Linked DNA regions of Mus musculus: region 1 is linked to region 2. Evidence: chromatin loops called from intact Hi-C (ENCODE). Cell type or tissue: heart. All regions are shown on one strand.

Region 1 (8,000 bases), 290 kb before region 2:
GATATTTAAAATCAGTTCAACTCCATCACTTCAACTAAAAGACTGCAAGGGAAATATACAAATACAGGAAAACTGAAAGAAAAATATATGTAATTATCCATTAACAGAAAACTTCTCAAATGGCTTATGGATCATTCACGCTGTATACTAAAATATGAGCGTGGGTAAAGAGTGAAACCCTTTCTCTAGACATGGTTGCACACGCCTGTAATACTTTCTCTAGACGTGGTTGTACACGCCTGTAATCCCAGCACTCAGAAGGCTAAGGCAAGTTGTCACAAGTTTGAGACCATCGTGGTTTGCAAAGCAACAGTTACCTTTTTTAGTTGCTGTGATGACCAAGGCAGCTTAGAGAAGCAAGAGTTTATTGGGGCTCAAAGTTTCAGGGTGTGAGTCTGTAGCCACTCATGGCAGCAGACAGGCAAACACAGCCCTGGAGCAGGAGCTGAGAACTTTACATCCTTAGAGCTTTCTGAGGGTTGACATTTGATCCACAAGTATGAGGCAGAGAGAGCTAACTGGGAATAGCTTGAGCTTCTGCAACCTCAAGGCTGTCCCCCCAGTGACACATCTCCAGCAAGGCCACACCTCCTAATCCTTCCCAAACAACCCTACCAACTGGGGACCAAGTGTTCAAACATAAGAGCCTCAGGGTGGGACCTTTCTCATTCAAACCACCACACAACACAGGTCAAAAGAAAGGAAGGGAAGGGGGGAAGAAGACGAGAGAGGAAGAGAGGAAAAGAGGAAAGAAGAAAAGAATTTTTAACAGAGCCAAACACTTTTTAATGAACCAACTTTAATTTTGGCCAGGAATATAAATCAATCCTAGGCTGAGGTAGAGTGCTTGCCTAGCATGCATAGAGTGCCAACCCAGCCAGGTGGTGGTGGCGCATGTCTTTAATCCCAGCACCTGGGAGGCAGAGGCAGGCGGAGTTCTGAGTTCGAGGCCACCCTGGTCTACAAAGTGAGTTCCAGGACAGCCAGGGCTACACAGAGAAACCCTGTCTTGAAAAACAAAAAACAATTAAAAAAAAAAAAAAAAAGAGTACCAACCCAAGACACACACAAGACACACACACACACTAACTCCACCAATAGCTAATATAATACCTTCTTACAACCAGTTTATATTGCATGACAGTAAGCAGACATCTATCAGATAATACATCAGCAGTTGCTAACACATGACTGACTGATGACATCAAACTCCCAAGATACTATCAGCGAAAAGATCACATTACCTTTTATATCTGTGCTATACTTTATTACAGTCAGGTTCTGTGACAGTTTATGATTCATAGATAAAATACTTAGTAATGTTCTGTTAACCAAAACATCTGGTGCATCACAGTGCAATTCAATGAGAAAACTCACTGGGTTCTTAGAGGAAGAAGAATAACTAATCCCAGCACTTGGCAGGCGGAGTTCTGAGTTCGAGGCCAGCCTGGTCTACCGAGTGAGTTCCAGGATAGCCAGGGCTACACAGAGAAACCCTGTCTCGGAACAAAAAAAAAAAAAAAAAAAAAGGAAAAGAAGAGGAGGAGGAGGAGAAAGAGGACTTATTATTATTATCCAAGAAATGTAATTAGGTTACTGCAAAAATTATTTCTGAGGCAGTTCTCTCTGATGATGAGGTTCTAATTCAACGCAAACTCGAGACAAATCAGATTAGCTTCCCATTCTCTCAATACATCCTTATTAGGTGTGTAAAAGGTGTACCTGATCCAAACATGAACAACTACTGAAAGACAGTAAAACATGTTGTACACTTTACTTTCTCAACAGGAAGGTGAAAAACATGCCTGAGGTAAGGAACTCTGCCCAGCGTCTCCAATGTCATGGCAGCAGACAGCTAGAAAGCAGTGTCAGCTGACCATAGTAAGTTTTAAAAACTGATGAGTCAGATGCAGCACCACGTCAGAATCTACACCAGAATATTCTTACTAGTTTCCTCCTGAAGGGAATTAAAGGTGTGGGGAAATCCCAATTTTCAATCATTCTGTGTAAGCTCAAGAGAAGTGAGCCCACAGCCATTCAGAACTACTTATCTAAGGGTAGTCATTAACGACCTCACATGGGCTAAGCAAAACCCAAACTCTGACCTAGACTGGACCCGCAGAAAAACACGTTCCTTCGTTTTAAAGAAAGACTACAGAGCACTCTAATGTGATCGACTCGGCCCCTAGGTTTAAAGGAGACAGGATGGAACGAGGTTGGGGTGGGGTGGGGGTGGGGGATATGCATGGGGATGCAAGCTCTTCAAATGGTTCCTCCGCCTCCCAGGGCATTCTGCAAGCCTCCCCCAATTCAGTTCTCCAAACCCAGGGGTGTGGGTGGGAGAGCGTTGTGCAAGGGCTCCACTAATGTTCCCTAATTCCGTTAAGTCTGGGAGATCTGAGCCCTGCAGAAGCGAAATAAGGAAGAGTCTGTAGTGCCTATCACGGGGCAAAACAGCAGCGTGATCATGAGTAGGAGTCTGTCCTGGGCCAATGATTATATCCCTTCCTTTCTGAGGATGATGATGAAGAAGAATCAAGTGACCTTTCTGGCTGGGCGCTGGGCAGCAGGGTGACCGGCTACCATGCACTAGTTTGTGTCTCAGAGCAGGACAGGTCGCGGCTCTACCTCGCGCCCCTCCCGCTCCCGAGCTCACACTTATAGCCCCTCTTACCCACCAGAGCGGGCAGGTGTCGGAAGGTGAGCTGAACGTCACCGTGACAGCCCCAAGAGCCAATCATAGCAGGCGGCTCCCTCAGTCAGCCAATCGCAGAGTTCTAGGGAATCCTGCAGCTCTGTAGCCCACCTGAACTCCACCGGGACGCTATAGACTGGGGAGGTGGGGGTGGGGAGTCCGTGCTGAGGCGCAGCAAAGATGCCGCAGGACAGGCAACGGAAAGTTAGGGAGGAAAAGAGAAATCCAAGAGGGAAGTCACTCACCAGCCCGGGAGCGAGATCACTTCTCCGGGCGACTCGGGCTCAATCTGTGCGTGCCAGCAAGCCTGCAACCAACCGCCGCCGCCGCCGCAGTTCGTCGCCCAGCGCGGCCGCCTGTTTCGAAGGAGCCAATCAGAACCGGAGGCGTGGTCTGGGCGCCACGCCTCCGGAGACTTTCTACCGCACGAAGAATTCGTAGCGACCTTTTCCAGTCCAGTCTCTATCAGTGGCAGTGACAACCCCTCCTATTTGTCCCGTCGTTCAGGAGAGTGTGTGAAGCCCGCCTCTCAAGGCTGCTTCAGAGCGCCCTGGAATGTTGCTCTTCCCAGGACTTTGAGCTCCTTCCAACCCTAAAATCTGCTTACATCCATCCGGAGGGGCACTGAGGTTTCCAGAAACACAAACCAACCCAGCAGGGACCCGTCCAAAGCAGAAGTCTTTCAGACAGAGCCCACCCCAGGCCCCTCACTGTGAAAGAGAGAGAAAAACCCTGCAGTCACCCCTGGAAGCCAAAAGAGGATGTTGGCTCTTCCTTCAGGAAACGTGGGGGAAAGGGGAGTTGGATGTCAAAGTAACAATGTAGCCATGTGATTGTTACACTGTAGTGATAGATGTGAGTTAACTTCAAAAGTGGCTTTTTGATGTGGGCTGATCTTACTGGCTAAAAGCCTGGAGGTTCTGTGTTCTGGCCCAAGTTCTTAGATTCCTGCGGCTTCTGTTCCTTTTAAGTCTTGACACCTCGAATGTGCAGGCTTCTCCATCTCTAAATTGTGGGCATTGAACTGAAACCTGGTCTCTCACAAAAACAATACAGCTTTCATAGGGAACAAAACAATCTCAGTTTTCAAAGGGCTGAGGGGCATGGAATGGGGAGTCTGTGAAACAGGGTGATGGTCAGAGGTTTGGAAATGACTAGATATTGAAGGAACAACAGGAATCTGCCAGAGGAAGTCATTGCTATGAACGATTGATTCCTAGGCAGGAGTAACAGCAAATGCAGGACCCGGGAGGCACATGGAACGTTCTGGAAGGAATCGTTTTGCATAACCTAAGTTTGGACCTGGAGAGACAGAGCAGTCTGAAAGTATGTGTGTATGAAGGTAGGCCTGATAGATACTGAGGGATGTAGATGCAGTCCTGGTGCAGGCCTGTGAGATAATTACAAGGATATAAAGAACAAGGAAATTCATTTGTGGGGTTTTCATTTTAGGGAGGGGGGGGTGTGTTCACTTTCAAAGATTTTTGAAGAAAGGAACAGAATAGTTTGTCATTAAAACAAACAAACAAACAAAAAGCAACCTAAAATGACAACTCCCTAAAGTAGCTCAGAAGGCGGGTATGAAGGAAGTATCTGGAAGAACTAAGAGGGTGATTTATCTGGCCTTGGTTATTATGTGGTGGCACTAGTCTTAGGAATACAGGAAAAACAAGCTGTGGTAGAGGACCAGTGTTCATTTTCGCTGGGTGTATTAAGTTTGAAGTTCAAGATAATCGTAGAGCTAAAGATGTCCCGATAACAGCTGAGCTGGCTGGAGCTACTTCAATCCATCTAAGCAGAAGATAAGGATTAGAGATGCTCTGCGGCAGGCCCTATCCTAAGCACCAGGGATCCTGCTCTCCCGGGATTCCAAGTGGAGAAGGCCATCATTAAAAATTGATCAATGGACTTGATGATATCAGCCTGTAGTTGTTCCTGGTTTTTTGTTTCCTAATTGCAGTCCATCTGAGATCTCTTTGCCGACTGCAACAGCAGCAGAAATTCACAGAGTCTGTTAAAATCGCCCTGTGTTTCCCAATATTTCTTATTTAAAACCATGGGGCTATTTATATGCCTCCTCATTTAGCCAGATTTTGATGCTTTAAATTAGATATCAAAATATGTGCACTTCCCTGTAAAACTTTAAGAACAACTGTGTCTAAGTCCCTAGCACCACAAAAATTTTGATTAGTAATAAGTTGTGCTATATAACTCTTATTTGATGAGTCACTGCTTAGCAATGGTCCTTATGATTTTTTCTTACGTGTATGCCTTGTGCCTAAATATTTGAACACCATTTATTTAAAACGGAAACTGTGCTCATGGAAATGTAGTCTCCCTCCACACACAGCTCTTAACATTTTTAAGTCACTTACTGAAACCTTGCAGCATCTACTTTAAGGCCTGCTTTGTTCTCACTCCTCTGTCTATTTGGTGACATAGAACAGTGCTGTTGGGAATGTTCCAGAAGCTGGAAATCTGTGTAGTCCTCTCAGCCTGTATCCCTCCGTGCAATTTAGATGATGAACCCCCTCTAGGTCCTTCGATTTAACCTGCTTCTCTCTCACTTCCCTTAAAGTTTGCCTTCGCTTGTTTCATTCACAACTTCGCGTTTAGATTTGTTCTTAATTATTACCCCATCCCCTAAGCACACTGGCCAGCTCACCTACCTTGATCTTAGCACTGCAATTAGTAATTGAGGGTTCCATCGAATAAGCTATAATCTACTTTCATGTGTAGGCTTTCTAATTGGTGGTTAGGTTAATAGCCATGTTTCAGAGGTTGTTTCTTTAATTGAAATTGGCATAGTTGTAATGTGGGGGGTACAGAGGGGCCACCAGTTCCCTTCCATCAGATGACACTGTATTCATTCTGACTTCCCAATTTCGAAAGTATGTCCCACTTCAGGGAGCACCATGTTTGGAAGCCTCAGTGTTTAAATTACATTACATCGGGAAGTTATTTGTCTGGCTAAAAAGCTTTTTCAAATACAGAGGATCCTCCAAAAATCCAGTTGTCCTTGAAGTCAGGTGTGTGATCTCACTACAGACCTACAAAGATGCTTTGGTTCCTTAAAATACACCGTGGTTGGTTTTCACTTCACTTTGAATTGGTTTTCGGACCTTTGGTTTTTATTTCAGCATTTTGGAACCGGTTTTAATTTTGCTCTGACATTATTGTCAGCCATGGATTGTGCATTGTGTGGAGTAATAAGTGAAATGCCAGGGTGATAGACATCTTGACCTGGTCACAATTAAATCACACCATCAGCAGGTGGTCAACTGATATCCAAATACACTAAAAACAATACTGACCTTTGTGCTACTGTAAGAATGCTACCTATTTATGTTAATAAGTATGTTATATGATCTTATAACAGTATGATCTTATAACAATAGCCGTGGCTAATATCTATGTACTGAGTTAAGTATTGTACACCCCAACTCATCTCCACTGGGCCCTCAAAATATGACTTTATTTGGAAGTAGGCTTTTTCCCCAAATCTGATTAGAGTTTATTAGACAGAAACACACACACACACACAGAGGCATGTGCGCACACAGTAGGACAGGAAAGGAACAGAGGTTAGCATTATGCGTTTCCAAACCAAGGAATGCCAAGAGCTCCTATAAATCCAGGAGATTCAAGAGGAGGTATTCATAGAATCTTTGCAGGGAGCTTGGCTCTGCTGGAACCTTGATTTTAGATTTCTGGCCCTCAGAACTGTGAAAAAATGGCTGTTTGTTTAAAGCTGGCAAACATCTAGTAATGCTGGAACTCCAGGAGACAATACCATCTATATCTGAACAGAGATTTAAAGAAATCACACAGCAAGAACAGCAGCATGAAGATGTACTCTCCAGTCCCCTGCTTCATTTATAAATGTCACAGATGTTAACAAGTGCTTATAGAACCATGATTTCTCCAATTGGCTTGTCATCCAAGGATCACCCAGTTTCCATCACATTTACTTTCGTGAAATAGAAAAAAAAATTAAAAATCTTCAAACTCATGTCAGAGAAACTCAAAAAGGAAATGTTTAATCTTAGGATAAAATTCTCTAACTTCATGTAAAGTGTAATCTGAGATTTCAACTAGCATCAACAATTTGGTGGTTTGTATGAAAATTTTACTTAGCCCCTGATGGTGAACTATTTGGAAGGATTAGGAAACGTGGCCTTGCTAGAGTAGGTGTGTCCTTGTTGAAGAAGGTGTGTTGTGTGCATTACTGGGGTGGGCTTTGAGGCCAGCTCGAGCGCTCTCTCTCTCTCTCTCTCTCTCTCTGTCTGCTACTTCTCCAGCATTTTTCCTACCTGTGAACCCCCCATGCTCCCCACCATGATGCTAATAGATTCCCTATCAGAAGTTGGAAGTAAACCACGGATTAAATGATTTCTTTGTAAGAGTTGCCTTGATCATGATGTCTCTTCACATCAATACAACAGCAATCAAGGCAACCAGAATCTAGTCCCTGTTAACTCAGATTCCCTTTGGCTACAAGATGGCTTCCACAGGTTCTACATCTCTGTAGGCTCAACTTAAACTCAAATATAAAAATAAATAAATAAATAAGTGGATATTTGTATAGTTGTGTGTAGGTTTAAATTTTTCAAAACCTACCTTTAATAAGGGTTCTTAAGCCAGGCAATGGTGGCGCACACCTTTAATCCCAGCACCTGGGAGGCAGAGGCAGGCAGATTTCTGAGTTCGAGTCCAGCCTGGTTTACAGAGTGAGTTCCAGGACAGCCAGGGCTACACAGAGAAACCCTGTCTCAAAACAAACAAACAAACAAACAAACAATCAAACCAAGGGGGGGCTCTTAAATGTTTTAACCTCTCTTCTAGCCCACCATCCACCTGAGGTAGTGGGAAAGGAGGGTCATTAGGATACAGGAGAAGTGGACCTCTCTGGGGCGAGTCCAGTCTTTGTTTGTTGGGATATCAGCAGTTCAGTCCAGTAACAAACACCAAATATGAATCAGCAGCTGCAGTCCAGTCCTCTTGCAGTCACTACACACAAACCAGCACAGGCAGTTCAATCCAGATGAAGCCGCAAGGCTCACCAACCGGCTAGGGTTTGCATAAGTGGCAAGAAACCCCAGGAATCGCACAAGAAGTTCAAGGGCGAGTGTCTCTCTAAGGCATCACCACACGTGGAGCTCAGCAATGCAATGTAACGCAAACCAGGACTTGCATGTTCTTAATGAAAAATAGTGAGTCGGAGCAAAGCAAACCAATGCTCTCTCCCACTGTCTGTGAGGTCATATTTATACTCCTTCATCATGTGTTCTTTCACGAATCTGCT
Region 2 (8,000 bases):
GCCAGAAGTCGAGCAGCGGAGCAGCCCTTCCTGTGCTTGTATCCAGTTTTCAAATGCATCGATTTTCGGTGGCAGCGACATTCCGTAGTAGAAACTGCTAAGTACTTTATTTCTTTTGATTTTCTTTACTGCGCACATTGGCGAGTGGAAGCTTTTTGTGAGCCCTTTGGTGGGCTGCGTGTGCGTGTATCTGATTAGAGTTGTTAAGACACTCCGAGCCTTGAAGAATTGAGTATGAAACCATACGCATCGTGGAACTGGATACGAAGTCTCTTCAGCCTCACCTTCATTTCTTGGCACTCGTCATCAGGTTATAGAATTTGGTCACAATAAATTATGTATGGGCTGTGTTGTTATCTGCGTTGTGCTTTAACTTATTTGCACATTCCCCAACGAATCCCCCTGCTTGTTCTCCGCTACTTATTTATGTATCCTATCTACAAAGGACTTCTTGACATCTGACATGTTCCTTGTCTGCTCTGACTCCTGGAATTAGATATCGTTCCTGGGTGTTTCTGTACAACGGAGAGCTTGTGTTTCATAATGTTAAGAAAAAGTTTTGGAGTTGAGCGTAATGGTACACGCCTTTAATCCCAGCACTCGGGAGACAGAGGGAGGTGGCTCTCTGGGTGTTCAAAACCAGCCTGGTTTACGTAGGACAGCCAGACATACACGATACAGAGAGTCTCTCTCAAAATGTTTTGATTGGAATGTAGACTCTGCTACAAAATAATCTCGGGTAATGAATCTGATATAAATGAATACACAGCCATGCTTAAGAGTAAGTTAGCTACACAGAGAAACCCTGTCTCAAAAAAACCAAAACCAAAACAAAAAAAAAAAAAAAAAAGAGAGAGTAAGCTGTTTCACTTTCTTTACACGTATTAACTAGTGTTTAAAACTCCAGGAGATAAAGAGATGAGAGTGTGGCCTTCTAATTTTAAACTGTGACTATGACATTAAAAACATATAAGCGGGCTGGAGAGACGGCTCAGAGGATAAGAGCACTGACTGCTCGTCCGAAGGTCCTGAGTTCAAATCCCAGCAACCACATAGTGGCTCACAATCACCTGTAATGAGATCTGATACCCTCTTCTGGTGCATCTGAAGTCAGCTACAGTGTACTTATGTATAATAATAAATAAATCTTAAAAAAAATGTTTAAACTAAGCCGGGCGGTGGTGGCGGACATCTTTAATCCCAGCACTTGGGAGGCAGAGGCAGGCAGATTTCTGAGTTCAAGGCCAGCCTGGTCTACAAGTGAGTTCCAGGACAGCCAGGGCTATACAGAGAAACCCTGTCTCAAAAAAAAAAAAAAAAAAAAAAAAAAGAAAAAAGAAAAAAAAAGAAAAAAGAAAAAAATGTTTAAGCAACTTAATGACCCTTGGGTTATCTAAATTATAAAATAAACTAATATGACTCTCACTATGTTATAGAATGGTTTAATATTAGTGTTAGAAGTCAAGCACCTACCTGTCAATAGATACTGTTATCATTTTTTTTAGTTTGCTTAATATTTATTTTGAGATAGGGTTTAACATAGCCCAGGCTGGCTTCAAATTTACTATATAGAAGGGCGCTCTTGAACTTGGGATCCTCCTGTCTCCGCCTGCAGGAGTTCTGGAATTACAGGCCTGCGCAACCTTGCCTGGATTGTCTGGTACTGAGGACAAAACCCCAGGGCTTCATGCACCTTCTGTCAACCTGCCTAACCATCAAACTCCTTCAAATCAGGCAGAGTATTCTATTGATAATCTCTACTGATATATATTAAAAAGTTAATTAGGGTCAGGCAGTACTGGTGCACACCTTTAATCCCAGCACTGGTGGGGAAGAGGATGGAGCAGCTGGATCTCTGAGTTCGAGGCCAGCCTGGTCTAAAGAGCTAGTTCCAAGACAGCCAGGGCTACACAGAGAAATTCTGTCTTGACACCAAACAAACAAACAAACAAATAAAAGAAGTAAATGAGGGCGTGGGGACGAAGCTCAGTGGTGGAATTGCTCTCTCAACGTTTTCAAGGGGTCTGGGTTCTGATCTCTAGCACTAGAAATAAAATGAAAACCTTTCTGAATGTCTAAGGTTAATTCTGACCAACATCAACACTCTATTTTATCCAATTCAGTTAGTAAGGTGGTAAGAACTCAGGCTGAGGCAGGGTGACCACCTGCTCCAGCCCAACTTGGGAGACATATCAAGGCCAGGGATGGTACTTTCAAAACCAGCAAACTAAGCTCGACAGAACAAAAAAGTGATCAGCTCTTTTTCTGCAGTCAAGTGGCACAGCTCTTTTAAATCTTCTCTCACACAGCAACCGTCATTTCTATTTGTCTCTCATCCTTAAACTATGCACTTTCAATCCTGTTTCTCCTCCTGTGCGACAACCCTTTCTTATTTAAACATTGTTTTGGCTTTCCTCACCAAATTTTACATGCTTTTTGATCAAGATTATTCTTGGTCTTGACTTTAGTTATTATTGAATAAGATACATCCTAAACCAGAAATTCCTATCTTAATTGTTTCCACACCCAAATCCTTAAACACAGGGAACGTAACACTGCATATTACTTTTCCATAATGGCTTGTCCCACCCGCTGAACTCATCTCAGGCATTGCTGTTCCACCAAGCTCCACTCCGTGCTCCAAGCTAGAAACTTCAATTACTGCCAACTCTTCAGTCTCTGGAATCTATGATTGATCTGGCTTCCTCATCTCTCGCCTGAAACAGTGCCACCACCTTCTCGGTGCCCTTCCTGCCTCCGTTCTCTTTTCTCCTCTGAAATGAAAGCATAATTATTAGTAAATATTCTTATAAATCAGAAATCTGGTTAGCCTCCTGTTATCTGGTTATATTGACTGCCAACCTGGCAAGATATAGAATCAGCCAGGAGACAGATTTCCATGCATGTATGTGCAGGATTATTCTAGTTTGGTTAATTGTGTCATGAAGACCTGTACTGGCTTCCAGACTGAAATGATTAAGTGTTTCCTGATTCCCGACTATGGAGACTTTGTGACCACTTGCCTTCATCACCTGCCACCGTGACTTCCCCATCATAACTACACCTTCCAACTGTGAGCCAAATACAGACACTTTCCCCCTTAAGAGAATTTTGTCAGGTATTGCATACAGCAATGATAAAGGTAATACAAAATATTGGTACCAAGAAGCGGAACTGTTCCTGTGATAATCCTAGCCATGTAATCCTAGGGCTTTGGAACTGCTTTCCAACAGGGAGGAAAGGCCGCAGCGGCAAGCAAGAAAAGCAAGAGAGGGGGCTGGTGAGATGGCTCAGTGGGTAAAAGCACCCAACTGCTCTTCCAAAGGTCCGGAGTTCAAATCCCAGCAACCACATGTGGCTCACAACCATCCGTAACGAGATCTGACTCCCTCTTCTGGAGTGTCTGAAGATAGCTACAGTGTACTTACATATAATAAATAAGTAAATAATAAATCTTTAAAAAAGAAAAGAGAAGCAAGAGAAGAGAAGGTATTTCTGGAGGAGTGGGTTTTTTAAGGACAAAAGAAGGGAGTCTGTGTGTGTTCATAAAGCCCAATTGGACGTATTAGCAGAATAATGAAGTTTGTTTGTTGGAACTTGGTGTTTTGCCTCAGAAATGAGTCAGTGGCCAAATAATGGAATAGACTTTGGGGGGGGGGTAGCCTTAGGAATGTAACAGGATTTGACCAAGGAGAGAAAAAGGCGGGGGGGGGTGTATAAGAGCAAAACCTGTCTGATCCAGCCCCTTCAATGTGGATGGCTAAAACGAATAATGGACTGGATACATTGTGCTCTATGAGATGGCCATGAGCTTGTGGGGACAAGGACCAGAAGGTTAAGATTTAAAAGTGACTGCCATGTTCACAAAAGATAGTTTGTTTATATTGATTACTAACATAATAGGATCTAGACTCCCCCTAGAGACAAATCTCTTGGCATGTATGTAAAGAATTTTCTGCATTAGATTGACAGAGATCTGAAGACCCACTCTAACTGCCAGACTGAATAAAAAATAAACAGAGAAAGCAAGCTGATCATAAGCTTTCCTTGCACTCTGCTTCCTGACTAGAGATCCTGTGTGACCTCTGCCTGAAGATGCTGGAACTTACTCATCATGATAGAATGTACTTTCTTTTCCTTCCAGACAGGGTTTCTCATTACTGCTCAGGCTGTCCTGGAACTCGCTCTGTAGCCCAGGCTGGCCTCGAACTCAGAGATTTACCTCTGCCTCCTGAGTGCTGGCATTAATGGCCTGAGTGACCTTGCCTGGCTTGATGGATTTCAGTCTGTGAGCTGAAACAAACCCTTTCGCATGTTGCTTTCATCCGATTTATTTTATTTTATTGTTGGCTTCAGGGTGGACGCTGAGAAAGCTCACTTCAGAGACAGAAGCTTACAAATGACAGCTTTATTTTCTGAGCACGCAGGGAGGTGGTTAGCTCGAGACCTAAACCAAGTCCCTAAAGGGAGATTGTATAGCATTTTTAAAGGACAGGAACACAAAAGGGGTGCGCGGGAAGCTGCAGTGCTACCCAACTGTATTTTGACATTACAGGTTAAAAAAGGGAACACCCATGCTTGGAGACTGGACTGTATCCAGGGCTCATGTCTTCAAGGTCCTTAATTCAACTTTTGCAGTCAAGTTTCCTCCTGGACTATGGCCTGGAATTTTAGAATGATAAGGGAACAAAGGAGTGAAAAACTGCACATAGCCAATTAGGGCATAACGGACAACTGCTTATATATTTTTATAATTTATGCACCTTGGTTTAGATAACAATAATCTCTATATTCTTTACCAGTTAATGATCAATTAAGAAAACTTTTGGAGGGGCTGGAGGGATGGCTCAGCGGTTAAGAGCACTGACTGTTCTTCCAGAGGTCCTGAGTTTAATTCCCAGCAACCACATGGTGGAGCACAACCATCTGTAATGGGATCTGTTGCCCTCTTCTGTGGTGTCTGAAAACAGCGACAGTGTACTCACATACATGAAATAAATAGATAAATCGTTTTTTAAAAAGATTTATTTTTTTAAAAGAAATCTTTTAGAGAAGTGGGACAGGTGTTCGTTCCTAGGCCTGGGAACATGAGCTTGTTTGACCCTGCCAGCAAGATGAGAACGTTGTCCTTGAGATGGCTGGGCTCAGACAACTGTCTCCTTATAAATCATCCTTGAAATGTTTGGACTAAGACAATTGTTCACAACAGAAGCTGTTCAGCTATAGAGAAGTCCTCAATCCCTAGGGACTGGGACCTTGAATTTAGTTTCTCCCTATGAGTAAATGGAGTCTCAAAAAGAAATGGCAGTACTTAGAATAAGTTTCTCTTGCTTGTTCCCAACATTTACCACAGCAATGAAATAAGTAGCTGATAAATTTCCTCAGATCACTCATCATAGAAATAGCCATGGCTTGTTAATACCTGTGAAATAATATCCTTATATCTTCTTATGATATCATAGTCTTAAAAATATTATTAGCTGGGTGTCATAGCACATGCCTTTAATCTCAGCACTTGGATGAGAAGGCAGGTGGATCTCTGTGAGTTTGAGGCCAGCCTAGTCTACACTGTGAATTCCAAGACAGTCAGGACTGTGTAGAGAGAACCTGTCTAAGAATAGTTTTCATTCCATCTGTATAATGTCCATGAACTTGTGGCTATAAAGTGCTCTTATCTGCTAAGCCAAGTCCTCAGTCATAATTTACCGTCTAGCCCATGTAACGGAAGCATGATAGTAAATGCCTGACAACCAGCTCTCTAAAGAGGAAATAAGCCTTGGTTTGTAGTGTTTAATAATAATTGTTATTGTGTCACTAGAAAACTATTATTATGGCAGATTTCAAACCATAGGGGAGTTACCAAACTTTTGGGAAAAGGAGACAATTGATCGTTGGGAGCAAGACAAACCAAGCTTCAGCACGAATTGTTCAATAAAAGCTCCGACTCTCTTCGCCCTCACACCTTCCACACTCAATTCCCATGCTTTCTCACAAATCATTTCAAAGACAAATGTATTTAAATGATGCGTAATTTTAAGAGCGTTTAAGCGTGTCATATGAGTCTATGATGTATTCATCATAGACTCAAGTTCCTGTATTAATGTTATTTAACAAATCTTTGATCCATGTGCTGGTTAAGTTTTTTGTCCATTTTGCCCAAAAGTAGAGTCACCTGGGAAGAGGGCATCTCAACTGAGGAATTCTTCCATCCGATTGGTTGGCAAGACCGTGCTCACGTGTCTATGCGGCATTCACAGTTGCTGATTATGTGGGGCAACCCAGCCCACTGTGAGCTGTTCGGTCCTGGGCTGGTGGGCCTGGGTAGGGTAAGAAAAGCTGTTGAGCAAGGGAGGAAGGGAGGAAGCAAGCAAGCGGGTAGACAGTGCTCCTCTTCTATGGTGGTCTCTGCTTCAGATCTTGCCTCCAGGTTCCTGTGTGGAGCTCCCGCCTCGGCTTCCCTCAGTGATGGACTCTCACCAAACAAGCCCTTCCCTCCTTCTAGTTGTTGTGATTAATATTTTATCATAATAACAGAGGCAAATTAGGACAATGGTCGTTATGAATTTGTTATGTCAATCATATTTTCAACCTTTTAAAAATTACAGCCCCCCGCCCCCTTTTCTGGTCCTATGGATCAAACCTCATAAGCTTATGGCGTTTCTAGGCAAGTGCCCTGCTGCTGAAATTAAAATTTACAGTTTGCAAATTAAATGTCAATCACTAAGCAGGCAAATTCATTTGAAAGCACGACTACATTTTTACTACTTTGAGGTAATGTGCATTTTCTCTGTCAGAGAAGAGCAAGCGTGAAACTATTATCACTAATTTTCCACATCAAGACTGTAACTATAATTAGTGCGGTGGCCTCTTTAACAGTTGCTATTTTGAAAAGGAACTTTTTATGATGTTGTTCTATTGGCAACATAAGATCACCAACCACTTAGAGCCCTAAACTTTCTTTTCTGCCTTCTGAATTACCAAGAGCTTCCATCCTGTTGTGTCCCGCACTTTTCTGGATACTTTAGCTTTATTAGCTTGAGTGGTCCTTACATCATTGTGAAGGTTTATGCCATCGCTGGGCTCTGAAAGGCTCAGTTCTTTCCCTTTCCCGTCGTTGTATAAAATTCTGCCAAGCTGTCTTTCTAACCCATGTCTTGGATTTCAACGTCAGTTATTTGTTTAAGCAACGTGAAGTGGCTTGTTTGTTCTTGAAATAATACCTCTGAATGGAAAATCGAAAAAAAAAAAGAAAAACAAAAAAAACAATGATTGTTCCTAGGTATGATTGAGGAGGTTTTATTGTAGCTAGGGGGAAGGAAACAGCCAGAGGCATCTGGAAGGTTCCAGAGTGAACCGGGCAAATCGAGCCAGTAGACTGAACCAGGCTTGGGGGGAAGGGGGGGGCGGGTTGGGGAGAAGGAGACAGGAGAGTCAAACAGACCAAGAGAGAGTGAGGAGCCAGCCAAAAGACCAAGAGCTAAAATGGCTAAGGTTATATAGGGATCAGGCTGGGGGAAGGGAAGGCAAGCCCAGCCCCTGGGCAGGAGAGTAGGGGGCGGGGCTGAGAAGTGCTGGACCCCTGGTACATCCTCTGAATGAATCTTTCTGTTCACTGTGTTCTCACAATGCTTTGCTTCCTTCCAAAAGAACCGATAACGAATAGTAACACCACCGTCTAGAAAGTTTTCTACACACTTGGCACTTTGTTAAAAGATGTGCAGAATCTCATTTAGCCCTCACAAATTACAGAAGTTAGATACGGGTAAGCCTTTAAAAAAAAAAACAAATCTTGTCCAAGTTTACACTACAAAAAGTTCCTAAGGCAACGTTTGAGCTTGAGTCAAGAGACAGAACCCAGAGTCTTAGTCACGTGACCCTACATTCACGTTAGGTTGCTTACTCTTAGGGGGCAGGGAACAACTTTGTTGTTGTTTAGGAAAAACCTAGATTCTATCTATCTATCTATCTATCTATCTATCTATCTATCTATCTATCTATCT

What was found. Peaks named below come from ENCODE experiments on the same cell type or tissue, not always from the same donor. Only the 100,000 strongest peaks of a DNase experiment are listed, where the experiment ranks them.
Region 1: a loop joins it to region 2, with 2.3 times the contacts of the local background. A loop is called at or near these places in 3 of 42 quality-filtered maps.

Annotation. Positions count from the first base shown.
Region 1 is chr10:89,440,915-89,448,914 of GRCm38, forward strand. It overlaps Gas2l3 (growth arrest-specific 2 like 3), which reads right to left and starts at 3,053. Exons shown (of 11, transcript NM_001033331.2): 1 at 2,941-3,053. In heart, no CTCF peak of the experiment used is centred here; DNase peaks (open chromatin) are centred at 2,407, 2,757 and 3,017; H3K4me3 peaks cover 1,950 bases; H3K27ac peaks cover 2,121 bases.
Region 2 is chr10:89,732,378-89,740,377 of GRCm38, forward strand. Gm30963 (predicted gene, 30963) reads right to left here. Exons shown (of 4, transcript NR_155765.1): 3 at 6,173-6,317; 4 at 4,394-4,662. Among named protein-coding and RNA genes, the nearest start is that of Actr6, 4.1 kb to the left of the region's middle. In heart, a CTCF peak has its summit at 4,901 (motif pointing left); no DNase peak of the experiment used is centred here; H3K4me3 peaks cover 724 bases.